Linked DNA regions of Homo sapiens: region 2 is linked to region 1. Evidence: chromatin loops called from intact Hi-C (ENCODE). Cell type or tissue: ascending aorta. All regions are shown on one strand. Links, peaks and the distances in the headings refer to the core of each region. The heading gives the core; the rest is flanking DNA. Region 1 overlaps MAP4 (microtubule associated protein 4). Region 2 overlaps MAP4 (microtubule associated protein 4).

Region 1 (8,338 bases), core at 173-8,172:
GTTCTTGGCTCTGTTCTTGCAGTGTGAAGTTTAACAAAGTCATTTGCTTGCAGAATATTATTTAAGAGGTGGGGTCTTTGGGGTCTTGCTATGTTACCCAGGCTGGACTCAAACTCCTAGGCTTAAGCAATCCTCCTTCCTATTAAGTAGCTCGGGCAGGGCTACAGGTACATACCACCATCCTGGCTTGCTTGCAGAATATTTTTAGCAATGAAGTGGTTTTTTTGTTGCTTTGTTTTTTGTTTTTTGGGGGGTTTTTTTGTATTTTTTTTGAGATGGAGTCACTCTGTCGCCCAGGCTGGAGTGCAGTGGCACAATCTCAGCTCACTGCAACCTCCACCTCCTGGGTTCAAGCAATTCTCGTTTCTCAGCCTCCTGAGCAGCCGGGATTACAGGCGCATGCCACCACACCTGGCTAATTTTTGTATTTTTAGTAGAGGCGGGGTTTTGCCATGTTGGCCAGGCTGGTCTCAAACTCCTGACCTCAGGTGATCCATCTGCCTCGGCCTCCCAAGTGCTGAGATTACAGGCTTGAGCCCCCGGGTCCCGGTCCCCTGCTCTTCTTTCAGACTAGGGTACTATTATTATGAACTATACATTTTGGTACGATATTTTTTTTCCCCAAAAAGAACTATTAGTTATGAGATAAAAGTCTGTTTTCAAATCAAAGTCAGAAAATAACTATTTTTGCAAAAATGTCACACTAATTTTTTATGCATATATATAAACTTCCCTAAATATGATCATGAGACTATTAAGAGGGTTTAGGATTAGACCAAGTACACCTACCCTAAATAAATATCTACCATTTTGGAGACACAATTGTTTGTTAGTCTGTACATTAACACAACCCAAACCTGAATAAACTGACAAACAAAAACCATTTCAATTCAGTGTAATAAGCAATGATTACACATCTATCATGTGCCAAGAGCAGTGGTCTCTAATGCAGATCTGGCCAGGTTTCTCAGTACCCCTGCGCCCTCAGTTTCTCACAAACCATGAGATTCTTCATAATTTCACTTGATCTGCTTCTCCATGATTCTCTCCGGTCACTTGTCACTGTAACCTTTGATTTCTTAACCCTGAGAAACTTGAGGTCGCTAGTAAACTTTGATTATGCTGTGCCATCCTGCTTTCGCTAAATGTGTCATTCTCCATGAAATATGGCAGTAAACAAAATATTATTCCTGTGCTAGAGCATGTTAATAAGTGTAAGATAACAAATAGCTTAATTATGATCTTACAAGTACCACAGAGGAAAGAGGAAAGTTCAGGGAAGAAAAGCACTTACCAAGAGGAAGATGAAAAGAAAGGCTGGCAGGGTGTGGGGGTAGTGGGAGGTCTAGAAGGGAAAGGGAACAGAAGTCAGGGAATGTTCTGGAAAGTTACATCTAAATCCAATCTTAAAGGATTTTAGAACAACAACTCTAGCAAAAGCTTTATATAACATCAACCTCCAGCCCAGAACCGTCCTCCAAACTCCGGACTCCTTATCTGTGTATCCATCTTCTCCATTTCGATGACTAGCAGGTAACTAAATGTGAACATATCCCAAGCTAAATTTCTTCTCTTCCCTTCAAATCCTACTCCTTCTGTAGCTTTCCCCATCTCAGATGATGGCAATTCTTTCCTTTCAGTTGCTCAGGCAAAACCCCTGGAGTAATACTGGATTTGTCCTTGGCAACATCAAGGCCTTATACTTTAGGTAAGAGAAGTTTTGGGGTCATGCATATGTTAAAGTCTGATGAGAGTGAATTCAAGAGGAAATGGAAGGAAAGGAATTGGTGACAGGTAGTAGAAACGTCTCTTTAAAAGAAGGCAGGCCGGGCACGGTGGCTCACGCCTGTAATCCCAGCACTTTGGGAGGCTACGGTGGGCGGATCACGAGGTCAGGAGATTGAGACCATCCTGGCTAACACGGTGAAACCCCGTCTCTACTAAAAATACAAAAAATTAGCCGGGCGTGGCGGCACACGCCTGTAGTCCCAGCTACTCAGGAGGCTGAGGCAGGAGAATGGCGTGAACCCGGGAGGCGGAGCTTGCAGTGAGCCAAGATCGCGCCACTGCACTCCAGCCTGGGTGACATAGCAAGACTCCGTCTCAAAAAAAAAAAAAAAGAAAGCAAAGCAAAAAGATAGATGAGATGGATGTGAGATTCAGACAGGATTTTTTTTTTAATGATAAAAAAATTATAGTATGTTTGATGCTGGTGAATGACCCAATTGAAAGAAAAGAACTGATGATGCAGGAGACAGAAGAGGTAACTGTGACAGCAGTGGCCTGAGTGACAGCATGAACAGTTCACCCATAACAGAAAAAGAGCAGACAATAAGGGCATAGATGAACATAGGTGAGGAGGAAATATGTGGTGGGACCATGTGGAAGTTCTGTTCTGATTAAGCCAATTAATTTATGAATATGACTTATGAATATGAACAGGAGAGCAAGTGCCAGAAGTTTCAGAGAGTAGATGTGAAACAGTTGTCTAGGAAAGTGAAATATTTTACAAACTCATGTGAATTAGTGGCAGAGTCCCTCAGTTTGTGCTCTGTATTGAAATGAAGCAAGATTCTTTTACATTTCCTGAACATACATCTAATAATTCTATTTGAATTTAAAAAATGGATTTTTAGTTTTTAAAAACTATCAGTGAGATACTAGATCAAGTAGAAAGTATGTGTTCATGAAAAAGGTATAGTTTCACAGAAAGAACAGGGGTTTATTTTATTTATTTATTTTTTGAGACGGAGTCTCGCTGTCGCCCAGGCTTGAATGCAGTGGCACGATCTTGGCTCACTGCAACCTCCACCTTCTGGGTTCAAGACTCTCTTGCCCCAGCCCCCTGAGTAGCTGGGATTACTGGTGAGCACCACCACGCCTGGCTAATTTTTTGTATTTTTAGTAGAGATGAGATTTCACCATGTTGATCAGGCTGGTCTCGAACTCCTGACTTCGTGATCTGCCTGCTTCAGCCTCTCAAAGTGCTGGGGATTACAGGCATGAGCCACCATGCCCAGCCAGAACAGGGGTTTAAAATGAGAAGATCCAGTAGCTCATGTCTGTAATCCCAGCACTTTGGGAGGCCTAGGCGGAAGGGCTGCTTGAGGCCAGGAGTTTGAGACCAACCTGGGCAATATAGCAAGACCACATCTCTATTTAAAAAATATTGTTTTAATTGTTTAATAAAAATAAAAGTGAGATTAGAAGATCTGGGTTCAGGTTGTGCTGTCATTATTAACTAAATGATCAAATGCAACCTTCTCATTTCTAATACTTAAGCTTCACCTGGGAAGTGGGACTAAATGCAGTAATACAGGATGTCAACTGTACAGTGCTAAATAGTAATTGTTATTCTCACTGTTATTAGCTATTGTTATTCTCACTGTTATTAACTATATGTTGACCAACTGTAAATTTATCTATCAACCACCTATAGAATAACTGTAGGCTGATCAAGAAACTTTACTAGAATAAAATAAAATGAAAGCAAGAAGAGGTTAGAAAGGAAGAAGAGAAGCTGGATTCTACTATACATACAACACCTCACAATCTAAAAATATAAGCCCAGGAGAGAATAAAAACAACGTAACAACACTAAAAACAATAAGGTTGACAAGTAGAAAAAAGGCTTGTATATTTCCCTGCCAGATAAGACATACTGGACCCTAATCATACTGCACATTACTGGAAAAGTCCTAATTCAAAAGATGCTATAATGTGTTTTCTCACTGACTGACTTCCCCAGAGAACCCCCATTTCATGAAATGAAAACTTTCTCAGTGAAATACACACAGCATCGAAAATAGCACACTTTTTTTTTTTAGAAACTAATCACATTCTCTGAGATATAAAGATATTCAAATTTACTTTATTTTGTTGATTCCCTCTCCCCAGGAGATGTCAGATTCCCACAGCAGGCAAATCAGCTTGGCAGAGAAGTAGCAAGAACCTGAGAAGGCATGTGTGCTGTGAGTCAGCCTTGGGCAAAACAGCCAGGTCTCAATGCAAGGGAACCCTCTGGTGCTGTCAGACCCATGCCAACACTGCCCTCTACTGGCCAATTAAGCTGGTTGCAATTTTCTGCAAAAGAAATACCAGTGTATTAAGGAGAAATTCTGCAGTATCTATTAATAGTTGTCACTTAGGCCCTTTTCCATGGATTAGTGTTTCTCAATCATGCATGTGTATCCGAGTCACCTATTATGGCTTGTTAAAACAGACTGCTGGTGTGTGGCAGGGTACGGTGTCTCCCACCTGTAATCCCAGCACTATGGGAAGTCAAGGCAGGAGGATCACTTGAGCCCAGCAGTTCAAAACCAGTCCAGTCCAGGCAACACAGTGAGACCTTGTCTTTACTAAAAATGCAAAAAACTTAGCCAGGCCATTGCCCTGTGTTAACTTCTTATTCTATGGGAATAAGCTTTTAGCTTCAAAGGCCTTATGGAATGTTGAGGAGAAAGCATTTTCTCGACTTCAGAAGAAGAACTATTTAATCACACAGAGAACAGAAAAATTAAGTGACTTGTTCCATAAATGTGCTATTTGTGTCTGAGGGTCAATACTGTGCTAGATGATCATCTGAAAGAACAAGAGTCACAGATGTTTGCTTCGTCATTCACATCTAAGAGAAAGGGTTCTATCTTTTGTCTCCCTCACCTAGAAAATAGGGCCATATAATGCTGATAATGAACAATTAAGGAAAACACCATTTTTTAAGGAAAAAAGTCAGGAAGTACATAATTTTCTTTTTATTTTTTTCTTATTACAGCCGTGGTGCAAAACAAGTAGTACACATATCCTGAAAAAGTATTTGAGAATTGTTTCCCAAGGTGATAGGCATTTTAGAAGAAGAGTTTGACACCAATTTTATTTCTAGGTATTGGTATTTAGATGGTTTACACAGGCAATGCTAAGATAAAATACTTGTAGAAGCAAGAATAAGTTGAAGTGCAAAAGGAAATGAGTATAGTAGATCCAAAGAAAAGGAATAAAGGTCGGGGGGTTCTTGTGTTGCCAGGCATGAAGGCAGAAATCATACTTAGAGAAAAAAGCAATTTTCCTACTTTGTCATAAATGCCATAAAAGCAACCCTGCTTTCTTACTTCTCATTTTATAAGTTGAAGACAATTAGGGTGGACATGTAAGAATTAAAGGAAATAAAACACCATTGTTCAAAGAGTTCTATTATGTGTAACCTACTCAACCGTCCCTTCTATATCTAGAGGCAAGAAAATGGTTGATAAACTTCCACTGGTTGGCCTAACTAAGCCTGTTGTAAGAACATATCGAGAGCACTAGGCTGGGTGTGGTGGCTCACACCTGTAATCCCAGTGCTTTGGGAGGCTAAGGCAGGAGGATCGCTTGAGGCCATGAGTTCCAGACCAGCCAGAGGAACACAGTCTGACTGTCGCTATAAAAATAAAAGGATAAGCAAGGCACGCGCACCTGTAGTCCAAGCTATTCAGGAGCCTGAGGCAGGAGGAACGTTTGAGCCCAGGAGTTACGTTAGATGTTGCAGTAAGCTATGATTGTGCCACTGCACTCCAGCCTAGGTGACATGGAAAGAATCTGTCTTTTCTTTTTTTTTTTTGAGACGGAATTTCGCTCTTGTTGCCCAGGCTGGAGTGCAACAATGGCACGATCTCGGCTCACGGCAACCTCTGCCTCCCGGGTTCAAGTGATTACTCTTGCCTCAGCCTCCTGAGTAGCTGGGATTACAGGTGCCCACCACCACGCCCAGCTAATTTTTTTGTGTTTTTAGTAGAGACAGGGTTTCACCATGTTAGCCAGGCTGGTCTCGAACTCCTGACCTCAGGTGATCCACCCGCCTCAGCCTCCCAAAGTGCTGGGATTATAGGCGTGAACCACCGCGCCCAGTAAGACCCTGTCTTCAAAAAAAAAAAAAGTGTCAGCAATCAGCAGTAGTTTACTGAACCTCATCTAAGAACAAAATCAAACTTAAAGTTAGATGTATAATAAAACATTAATGAAGTCTAGGGCCCTTCCATCACTTCTAAAGATGTATTCAGAAGAACATCTTGTTTAGAATGTTCTCCAGGAAAAACACAAATATGAAACCTGTCATTATGGCAAAAACCATCAGTCCGATAATGTATAAAAATCAGACCCACAGCAGAGAAGTCTCCATTCATAAAGAACTCACTAATTGCACCAGATTTCTACAAGACTAAATAAGGCGGCTTCCTTCGTTTTTCTTATTTGATGTCTCCAAACAGCCATCACCCCTTCCTTTAAGTTAAGACTTCTACAACTTTTAGGAAGCTGGTATGGAAAAAATGTAGTAATTTACAACCTATCATAATTATAAACTTTATTATTATTATTATTTTTAGAGACGGGGTCTCTCTCTGTCACCCAGGCTGCAGCACAGTGGTGCTTTTATGGCTCACTGCAGCCTCGACCTCTGGGGCTCAAGTGATTGCCTCCTACCTCAGCTTCCTGTGTAGCTCGGACTACAGGCGCACACTACCACGCCCAGCTATAATTATAAACTTTAAACATGGTATCTTCAACAAGTTCGTGGAAAATGCATTCTATGAAAAAATTATTCATGGATTTCAAGGGAGTTTTTTTGTATCAAAATAACTCATACTCCAGCCTGACCAATATGGCGAAACCCCATCTCTACTAAAAATACAAAAATTAGCTGGGCATGGTAGCATGTGCCTATAAGCCCAGCTACTCAGGAGGCTGAGGCAGGAGAATCTCTTGAACACAGGAGGTAGAGGTTGCAGTGAGCCGAGACTGTGCCACCGCACTCCAGCCTGGGTGACAGAGAGACACTCCATCTTAAAAAAAAAAAAAAAAAGCTCATACTAACTTGTTATAACACGTCTGAACAGGATCTAGTTTGAAGCACTAAAAAGGATAAAACATCAGTTTGAAAAGAGCCCCTAATAAAGCAACATGAATTCTGCTAAAATTGAAGCAAAAGCAAATGGTAAATTTATGGTGAAGCTTGGATGAAAGAATGGTGAAATCACTGATGCTTTGTGTAAAGTTTATGGGGACAATGCCCCAAACAAATCAGTAGTTTACACATGAATAACTTGTTTTAAGACATCAGCCAGATGCAGTGGTCCGCACCTATAGTCCCAGCTACTTGGAAGGCTGAGACAGGAGGATCACTTGAGCCCAGGAGTTCAAGGCTGTAGTGTGCTATGGTTACACCTGTAAATAGTCACTATACTCTAATTTGGGCAATGTAGTAAGACTCTGTCTCAAAAAAAGAAAAAAAATAAAGGAGGAGATGATGTTGAAGATGAAGCCCACCGTGGCAGACCACCAATATCAATTTGAGAGGAAAAAAGAATGATCTAATTGAAGAGGATTGACAATTAGCAGAAACAATAGCCAATACCACAGACATCTCAATTGGTTCAGTTTATACAATTTTGGCTGATAAATTAAAATTGAGCAAACTTTCCACTCAACTGGTGCCAAAATGGTTGCATCCAGATGAGCTGCAAAGAGCAGAGCTTTCGATGTAAATTTTAAACAAGTGGGATCAAGATCCTGAAGCATTTCTTTGAAGAATTGTAACAGGAGATGAAATATGGTTTTACCAGTATAATCCTAAAGACAAAGCACAATCAAAGCAATGGCTACCAAGAGGCGTAAGTGCTGTAGTCAAAGCAAAAGTGGATCAGTCAAGAGCAAACACAAGAGTTTTTTAGGATGCTCAAAGCACTTTGTCTGTTGACTTTCTGGAGAGCCAAAGAATGACAACATCTTATTATGAGGGTGTTTTGAGAAAGTCAGCCAATGCTTTAGCAGAAAAACAGCCAGGAAAGCTTCATCAGAGAGTCCTTCTCCACCAGGACAATGCTCCTGTTCATTCCTTTCATCAACAAAGATAATTTGTGACAGTTTTGATGAGAAATCATTAGGCAACCACCTTACAACAGTCCTGATTTGGTTCCTTCTTTTTTGTTTCCTAATCTTTAAAAAAATCTTTGGTAGCAACAAAAAATTAAAAACTTAAACCAAAAAAAACTTTAAAGGGCATCCATTTTTCTTCATTTCTTCATTTTTCTTCATTTAATAATGTAAAAAAGCCAGGCACAGTGGCTCACACCTATAATCCCAGCACAAAAGAAAAACAAATATTTACTCCAAAAAATTTGGATTCCTTAATGGAAAACGGGAAAATCTATTCTCTCTTAATCCATAATGCACGGTGGAGACATTTGTTCTTTGACTGACTAACATAAACAAAGAAAACCTAGTATGAAGAAAGGAATGATAAGATGTAAATATGGTAGCAACTAGTCATGGTTGAGATGCTCTTCCCATCCTAATATTAACTTACCCT
Region 2 (8,338 bases), core at 114-8,113, 92 kb before region 1:
CATGACAAAGCACAATACAGATTAACTGGCAAGGAACCTGGTTTCCATACTCTATGGCAAAGATCTTGCTAAGGAAAAGGAAGTGAGGTATAACAAAATGAAGAATGCCAGGAGAATCATGATTCTAATTAGTAACAAGAAAAAATATGATTGGCCGGGTGTGGTGGCTCACGCCTGTAATCCCAGCACTTTGGGAGCCCAAGGCAGGTGGATCACGAGGTCAGGAGATCGAGACCATCCTGGCTAACATGGTGAAACCCTGTCTCTACTAAAAAATACAAAAAATTAGCTGGGCATGGTGGTGGGTGCCTGTAGTCCCAGCTACTCAGGAGGCTGAGGCAGGAGAATGGCGTGAACCCACGAGGCGGAGCTTGCAGTGAGCTGAGATCACGCCACTGCACTCCAGCCTGGGCGACAGGGCAAGACTCCGTCTCAAAAAATAAAAAAAAAAGAAAAAATATGAGGCGAGATTGGGTACAGAAAGGCCTTGGTAATACAACATAGTTGAATTCTTGCTTTCTTTTTTTATACATATAATTGAATAATATAATTAAGTATGTACAATATGTGAGGAAAATTATGAAAGTCTGGAGATGGCTGGGTGCCATGGCTCACACCTGTAATCCCAGCACTTTGGGAGGCTGAGGTGGGCAGATTGCTTGAGCCCAGGAGTTTGAGACCAGCCTGGGCAACATGGCAAAACCCTGTCTCTACAAAGAGTACAAAAATTTAGGTGGGCATGGTGATCACAATTGTGGTCCCAGCTACTCAGAAGGCTGAGGTGGGAGAATTGCCTGAGCCCAGTAAGTCAAGGCTGCAGTGGGCCGTGATCACATCACTGCACTCCAGCCTGGGTGAGAGGAAACCCTGTCCAAAAAAAAAAAAAAGGGGGTGAGGAAGATATTGTTGTAATACAGTCTGAATATACCAGAGGAAAACTCTGGAAAATACCTTAGAAATCAGGTAAGCCTCAACAACCCCATTCTGTGTAAACTAGTCACCCCCCACAAACGACACACACATATACACCCTTAATTTACTGACATGGTGGGGAAAAAATTAATTTGACTTTGAGTCAGAAGGCCAGATTTTAAAATCTGTGTCACTTAATAGTTAAGAGTCTTAGAAACTCATTTAACTGCTCTTAGCTTCAGTTTCTTCCTCTATAAAAGGAGGGGAATCTTTAAGGTGCTCTTGGATTCAGTTTTACCACTTTCACTTCTGAAGTTGAAACAGCCATTCAAGTAATCACAGGCCCACTGCTATGTCCAGCTCAAAGTATGACTTCAACCTGGGACTCCACTAGGCAGTATCTTCAGTAACCTTTCTGTCTCATGCGGGAGTGCTGCCTATTGGCAGAGGCATGACTGGGCATGGCGGACGTTGCAGCATGTCTGAAGAAAGTGGTAGTTGGCCCTTATATTCTGAAGAAGTGGAAAATACCAAGGCAAAGAACAAGCATAGAAACTTGTTCCTTATAGCCAAATTATTTTTAGTTCTGGCCAGCCTACCCAGACCCACTTCACTAGTTCATCCCTACCCAACAGCTAAGGCAATAACTAAAATTACAGGTCTCTGCTACCTTCAGATATCACATATTCTGCCTCAGTAATTCTATCCATAAACAGCAGACTGCAAAATGTGAACCAGCCAAAAGACCAAGAGCAGAAACCAGAAGAATGAAGCTAGTCAGGCACAAAGAAGTGCATATTCCAGACTACAGTTCATACTGTGTAGATCAGAAATGTGGTCAAACTGAAAAAATATAATTATGAGGTCAACATCTAGCAACTGGGCCAAGCACTGGCTTCATAGTTACAAGGCTCAGGAGACAGAGAGTTGAAAGAAGCAATCTGGGGTGGGGGGGCGGTCAGAACAAGAAGTTCAAGCCCATAGAAGGGGCGAGTACCCAAGACATCATGTCAGCCAGGTGCTCAGGCATACAGATAAGTTTGGTGGTCACCCAGGGGTCTGAGTACAACAAAACACATAGCCGTGAGGATTGAGGGAATATATATAAAAAGCATTTGACAAAGTAGTTAAAACACACAAATACATAATGTATCTACTGATGCTAGCTTTAAAAAAACAACCAAGAAGGCCGGGCGCGGTGGCTCACGCCTGTAATCCCAGCTCTTTGGGAGGCCGAGGCGGGAGGATCACCTGAGGTTGGGAGTTCGAGACCAGCCTGAACAACATGGAGAAACCCCGTGTCTACTAAAAATACAAAATTAGCCGGGCGTGGTGGCACATGCCTGTAATCCCAGCTACTCGGGAGGCTGAGGCAGGAGAATCGCTTGAACCCGGGAGGCAGAGGTTGCAGTGAGTGGAGATCATGCCATTGCACTCCAGCCTGGGCAACAAGAGCGAAACTCCATCTCCAAACAAACAAACAAAAAAACAACCAAGAAACTGTACATATATATATATGAAGTAGGTTTTCCTACTCCCTATAGGGAATCTGATGTGTAGTAATAATAACAACAACAACAACAAAAGTGAGAAAGCCTAAGTCCCTGGACTGGAGAACTGCTGCACTCTGGTAAAGACAGACAAAAACAAAACAAAACAACCACTACTACTCACAAGAAACAACATATAAATCGTAATTGCAATCACTAACAGATAAGAGAAAAAGAAAAGCTAAATTTCAAAATCTGGGGCACTGCCTAAGGAAAGTAAATAACCTATTCCCTGAATCCCTTTTAGGACAAGGGTCCATTATATCCATCAACAGTACTGCAAAGACACTAAAGTATGTGTGACAGTACAGAGTCAGAATGCTGAGGCTTCCCTAACAGACCCCTCATTTTATAGAGGAACAAAATGGTGTCCAGAGAAAAAAAGTGGTTTGCCCATGATCACATGGTGAAAACTTAATGGAAAAGCCACAAAGAAGATGCTAGGTTTCTGACTGCCAGTCTTCCCAAACCGCTGAGCAAAAATTAATCTTAGTCACTAGATGACTCTCCTTTTCGATGTATCTTTATTTTTTTGAGAGGGGGTCTCGCTTTGTTGCCCAGGCTGGAGTGCAGTGGCATGATCTCGGCTAACTACAACCTCTGCCTCCCAGGCTCAAGCGATTCTCCTGCCTCAGCTTCCGGAGTAGCTGGGATTACAGGCCCACACCACCACACCTGACTAATTTTTGTATTTTTAGTAGAGACAGGGTTTCACGATGTTGGCCAGGCTGGTCTTGAACTTCTGACCTCAGGTGATCTGCCCAACTCGGCCTCCCCAAGTGCTGGGATTACAGCTGTGGGCATTGCGCTCGGCCCAATGTATCTTTTTTGTGATCATTGAAGTACTTCAAACTTTAATTTGGAATTATAATTTAATTCTTTTGTGATCACTCCAAAACTCCCAAATTAATACACAGTATGCATACACATGTGTGTGTATGTATGTGTGTTTAGGGGAGCAAACGCGTGTTTGAAGTAAGGGAGAAAAAGAGGCAATGCACTTGGTTTCGGTGTTTACTTTATATCTTAAGAACGGTCTTGTTTGAGGCCGGGAGTAGTGGCTCATGCCTGTAATCTCAGTACTTTGGGAGGTCGAGGCGGGCGGATCACAAGGTCAGGAGTTCGAGACCAGCCTGGCCAACATGGTGAAACCCTGTCTCCACTAAAAAAAGATACAAAAAATTAGCTGGGTGTGGTGGCAGGTACCTGTAATCCCAGCTACTCGGGAGTCTGAGGCAGGAGAATCGCTTGAACCTGGGAGGTGGAGGCTGCAGTGAGCCGAGATCCCACCACTGCACTCCAGGCCAGGCAACAGAGTGAGACTCCATATCGGGGGGGGGAAAAAAAAAAAAGAAAGAATGGTCCTGCTTTAATTATGCAAAGAGTAAGATGTGGGTGACTTATTCCTTAGCAAACTTCTGTTTCTAATTTCCAGTCTTAAGAGAACTTAGATTTATGTTAATATCTTTCTATGGTGCCTTAGCACTGTAAGTTTCCTTTCATGTGGCTTCTGAGTAGGAAGACAGATTCAGCCTCACTAAGAAAAAGCAGAGAACCAGACGCTTTTACAGAGGGGGAAGGGACAGAGTAGCTTCTAGTTTCATTACACTAGGCTGGGCATGGTGGCTCACCCCTGTAATCCCAGCACTTTGGGAGGCAGAGGCAGGTGGATCATGAGGTCAAGAGATCGAGACCATCCTGGCCAACGTGATGAAACCCTGTCTCTAGTGAAAATACAAAAATTAGCTGGGCGTGGTGGCACGCACCTGTAGTCCCAGCTACCCGGGAGGCTGAGGCAGGAGAATTGCTTGAATCCGGGAGGCAGAGGTTGCAGTGAGCTGAGATCGCGCCACTGCACTCCAGCCTGCCAACAGGGCGAGACTCCGCCTCAAAAAAAAAAAAAAAAGATTACACTATTGCTTTTGCAAGGCATACAAAGATATTAAATGGAAGAATAATTAATGGCTTTGTTGCACCCCAAATGAGGTGAATGCCACCTGGATGACAAATGATGGGGAAACCCTAGTATAGAATAATTAGTAAAACTCAAGAAAGACTGGGCATAGTAGCCCACGCCTGTAACACCAGCACTTTAGAAGGGTTAGGTGGGAGGACCACTTGAGGCCAAGAGTTCAAGAGCCTGGGCAACATAGCAGGACCCACATCTATACAAAAAAAATAAGAAAAAAATGTTTTTTAGCCAGGTGTGGTGGTGCATGCCCATAGTACTAGCTACTTGGGAGGCTGAAGAAGGAGGATCACTTAAACCTAAGAGTCTGAGGCTGCAGTGAGTGAACTATGATCACGCCACTGCACTCCAGCCTGAGCGACAGAGACCTTGTTTAAAAACAAAACAAAACAACCCACAGAACACCCTGAGAATGGCCAGTTCAGTACTCCAGTCCAAATAAGAATTACAGACATAATCTCAATCAGGGATGCAGATTTATCCACAGGAAATAGCCACAGCAAGAAACTCCAATCTCCCAGCCACTGTAAAATTATATCAAGTTGGTGGATGAGGTAAATACATGAAGTTTGAAAAGGGTGAGCCTGCCTAGGTAAAAAGAAACACACTTAAGAACCAGAAGGACTAAGTCCTAGATTCAGCTGCCACTGGGATTCCTTGTCTCTAGGTTCTTCCTCCCCAGGAGCTGGGATTACAGGTGTCCCAGCTAATCACCACACCCAGCTAATTTTTGTATTTTTAGTATACACAGGGTTTCACTATGTTGGCCAGGCTAATCTGGAACTCCTAACCTCAGGTGATCCTCCTGCCTCAGCCTCCCAAAGTGCTGGGATTACAAGTGTGAACCACCGCACCCGGCCCCTTGCCTCTAGGTCCTATTCCTACTCACTCACCTCTGCAAAGTCTCTTTGAACCCCTCCTGAGTTCTTTATATTATCATAATACTCTATCTCTTTTTAGAATTTAGAAACCACACTGTAATCTTTTATTTATATGACTTTCCCAGGAGCTTCTAGAAGGTAGGAATGTGAACTGTGCATTTGTGCCATGTGGGTGCACTGCACAGTGCTTGACTCACAGTAAATAAGCTTTCAAAAAAGATCTGCTCAGTGAAAGGATGGGTAGTTTCCTTTTACACTGCATCTGCATCATTTGACCTGATCCGTTCCATCATTAAAGCTGTCTTCAACCCAACCCAAGCGGTGGTGATCTGGAATGTCCTTTGAGCTAAATATTGTGAAGTTCTATTCCATTCTGTCTGAGTTTGAAGAAAGCGCATGGATTCCTGTGTGTCTGGGCAGAAGGTGGTTTCCAGGACTCTTGGCAAAGCCTGCAGGTCTCTAATCCCAGTACATGTACTGGCAGATATTTCTGTTTTAGCCTTGTGCTTGGAGTTAGTATTTAACCTGTTCAGGGCCTTGGTTTTTATACATGACAGACAACTAGTTTCTCTGCATTCTTTCTTATCAGTTACCAAGGCAACACTACTTTCCAGATTGACCAACTGTTCCCAGTTATTGCCTCCAGGAAACAATTATCATTACAATGAAAGTCAATAATTCTACTATTAACAATGATTGATGACACTCACTCCTTGTTAATAAAAGATAAAGTTGTCAAGTTATAATCTAGTTTCTTCCCTGGAAGTAAACGTTCCAAGTGTTTAGACATACATACATAAAGGTAAAACTATTTCAGAAACCATATTCTACATTTTAGAAACATTTCTCATGTTTTAACTCAAGAAAATAAATCATGATTCTCCCTGATTAAAAAAAGGATGAGAAGCAAACAGACAGAATGAATAAGCTGAGGCGAATAATCTGATATATGTGAACCAAAGACATGAAAATGCTTATGGATAAGAAATCCTCTAAAGGCCGGGCATGGTAGCTAAGGCCTGTAATCCCAGCACTTTGGGAGGCTGAGGCAGGCGCATCACCTGCTGGAGTTTGAGACTAGCCTGGCCAACATGGTGAAACCCTGTCTCTACTAAAAATACAAAAACTAGCTGGGTGCGGTGGTGTGCACCTGTAGTCCCAGCTACTTGGGAGGCTGAGGCAGGAGAATCGCTTGAACCTGGGAGGTGGAGATTACAGTGAGCCGAGATGGCGCCACTGCACTCCAGCCTGGGCTACAGAGGGAGACTGTCTCAAAACAACAACAACAACAACAACAACAACTCTAAAAACTACAACTTGGAAATATCAAGTCTTTGTTCTTTTAAGTCTAGTATGGACCCTCCCATAGCCCTCCCCAAAAGAAAAGAGAATCATCCAACTAAACTAGGTAGAAAGATAACCCATTTCTTCAAGCAAAAATCTAAGATCTTCTGCTTTTAGAGGCACACAATACCCCTAGGATCCTTTAGGAGCTTACTTTCTTTTCCCCAATTTCATCTCAAAATGTTTAACAGATGTCCCTGTTTCCCCAAACTTGACTTTATTCCATGCACCTGCACTTCACTATGCATGCCTTTACACAGCTGTCCCCTAGAATTCTTTACCTTAATTTGCTCAGCAAACTCTTAGCCATACTTTCAGAGTCTCCTGTGTGAAGATTTCTCTAGGTCTTGTAGGAAAACTTAGTCCCTTTCTGCTCTGTATTTCCATAGGATCTAGCTCACACTTCTATCCTTTTTCAGAGGAGTAAACTTCTCTTACTAGAGGAAAACTGTCTGTTTTCCACCCTGGAATCTCTGAAGAGTATAGAATGTGTTTTATTAGTCTATTTTTAGAGTAGGAGTAATGTCACTTGGTATCTACTGAATGAATGAATAAACTAAATACTAAAAAGTACAAATCATGCTGTGTGTCCGCTATTTGCAGAGCAATAGGCAATGTTTATACACTTCAGGAGGCCGAGGTGGACGGATCACTTGAGCTCAGGAGTTCAAGACTAGGTTGTGCAACATGGCCAAACCCAGCCTCTACAAAAAATACAAAAATTAGCCGGGCACGGAGGCACGCACCTGTAGTTCCAGCTACTTGCAACTGAGGTGGGAGTATCACCTGAGCCCAGGAGGCGGAGGCTGTAGTCAGCTGAGACTGTACCACTGCACCCCAGCCTGGGCAACTGAGCAAGACCCTATTTAAAAAAAAAAAAAAGAATGGAAGCCCCCTTACTGTCACCTCCATATCTTAAAGAAATAACTATATCTGCAATACTGTAAATCAAAACTAAGTTTTTATTTTAACAGTGTGTTCAGAATCCCCCAATGCTATTTGTCAACCAGAGGGTACAAGTGAAGGGTGAGGGAATATGAGGGGAAGAAGCTTCTTTTAAAGTAGGATATTCAAGCCAGGCATGGTGCCTCACACCTAGAATCTCAGCACTTTGGGAGGCCAAGGAGGAAGGATTGCTTGAGGCCAGAAGTTTGAGACTAGCCTGGGCAACAGAGTGAGACCCCATCTCTACAAAAAATATTCACCAGGTATGGTGGTGCACACCTGTAGTCTCAACTACTTGGGAGGCTGAGGCAGGAGGATTACTTGAGCCTGGGAGGTCGAGGCTGTAGTAAGCCGTGATCATGCCACTGCACTTCAGCCTGGGTGACAAAGTGATACCTTGTCTCAAAAAAATAAATACAAATTTAACAAAACAAAGTAGGATAATCAATTGTTGCTTGATTCATTTCAAAGAATATTTAAATGTTCTGGCTCAAACAAGGTAATGACCACACAGTATTTTTTGGAGGTTAAGAGTTTAGGATGGCAATGAGTATATAGTAAGGTTCAATAAATGGTAGCTATTTTTAGTTGTGTGACTAGTCCCAATAAATTTCATCAGCATGGTAGTAAAAAAAAGCCAGTGGAGTCAGGCGCAGTGGCTCATGCCTGTAGTCCCAGCACTTTGGGAGACCGAGGTGGGTGGATCACGAGGTCAGGAGTTCAAGACCAGCCTGGCT

What was found. A loop is a pair of places that touch in the nucleus more often than their neighbours do. Peaks named below come from ENCODE experiments on the same cell type or tissue, not always from the same donor. Only the 100,000 strongest peaks of a DNase experiment are listed, where the experiment ranks them.
Region 2: a loop joins it to region 1, with 2.4 times the contacts of the local background. A loop is called at or near these places in 6 of 110 quality-filtered maps.

The regions. Positions count from the first base shown.
Region 1 is chr3:47,986,089-47,994,426 of GRCh38, forward strand. All of the region lies in intron 2 of MAP4 (microtubule associated protein 4), which reads right to left. Among named protein-coding and RNA genes, the nearest start is that of MAP4, 26 kb to the right of the region's middle. In ascending aorta, for the core only: a CTCF peak has its summit at 4,058 (motif pointing left); a DNase peak (open chromatin) is centred at 4,003; H3K27ac peaks cover 2,744 bases.
Region 2 is chr3:47,894,149-47,902,486 of GRCh38, forward strand. All of the region lies in intron 10 of MAP4 (microtubule associated protein 4), which reads right to left. Among named protein-coding and RNA genes, the nearest start is that of MIR1226, 49 kb to the left of the region's middle. In ascending aorta, for the core only: no CTCF peak of the experiment used is centred there; no DNase peak of the experiment used is centred there; H3K27ac peaks cover 1,803 bases.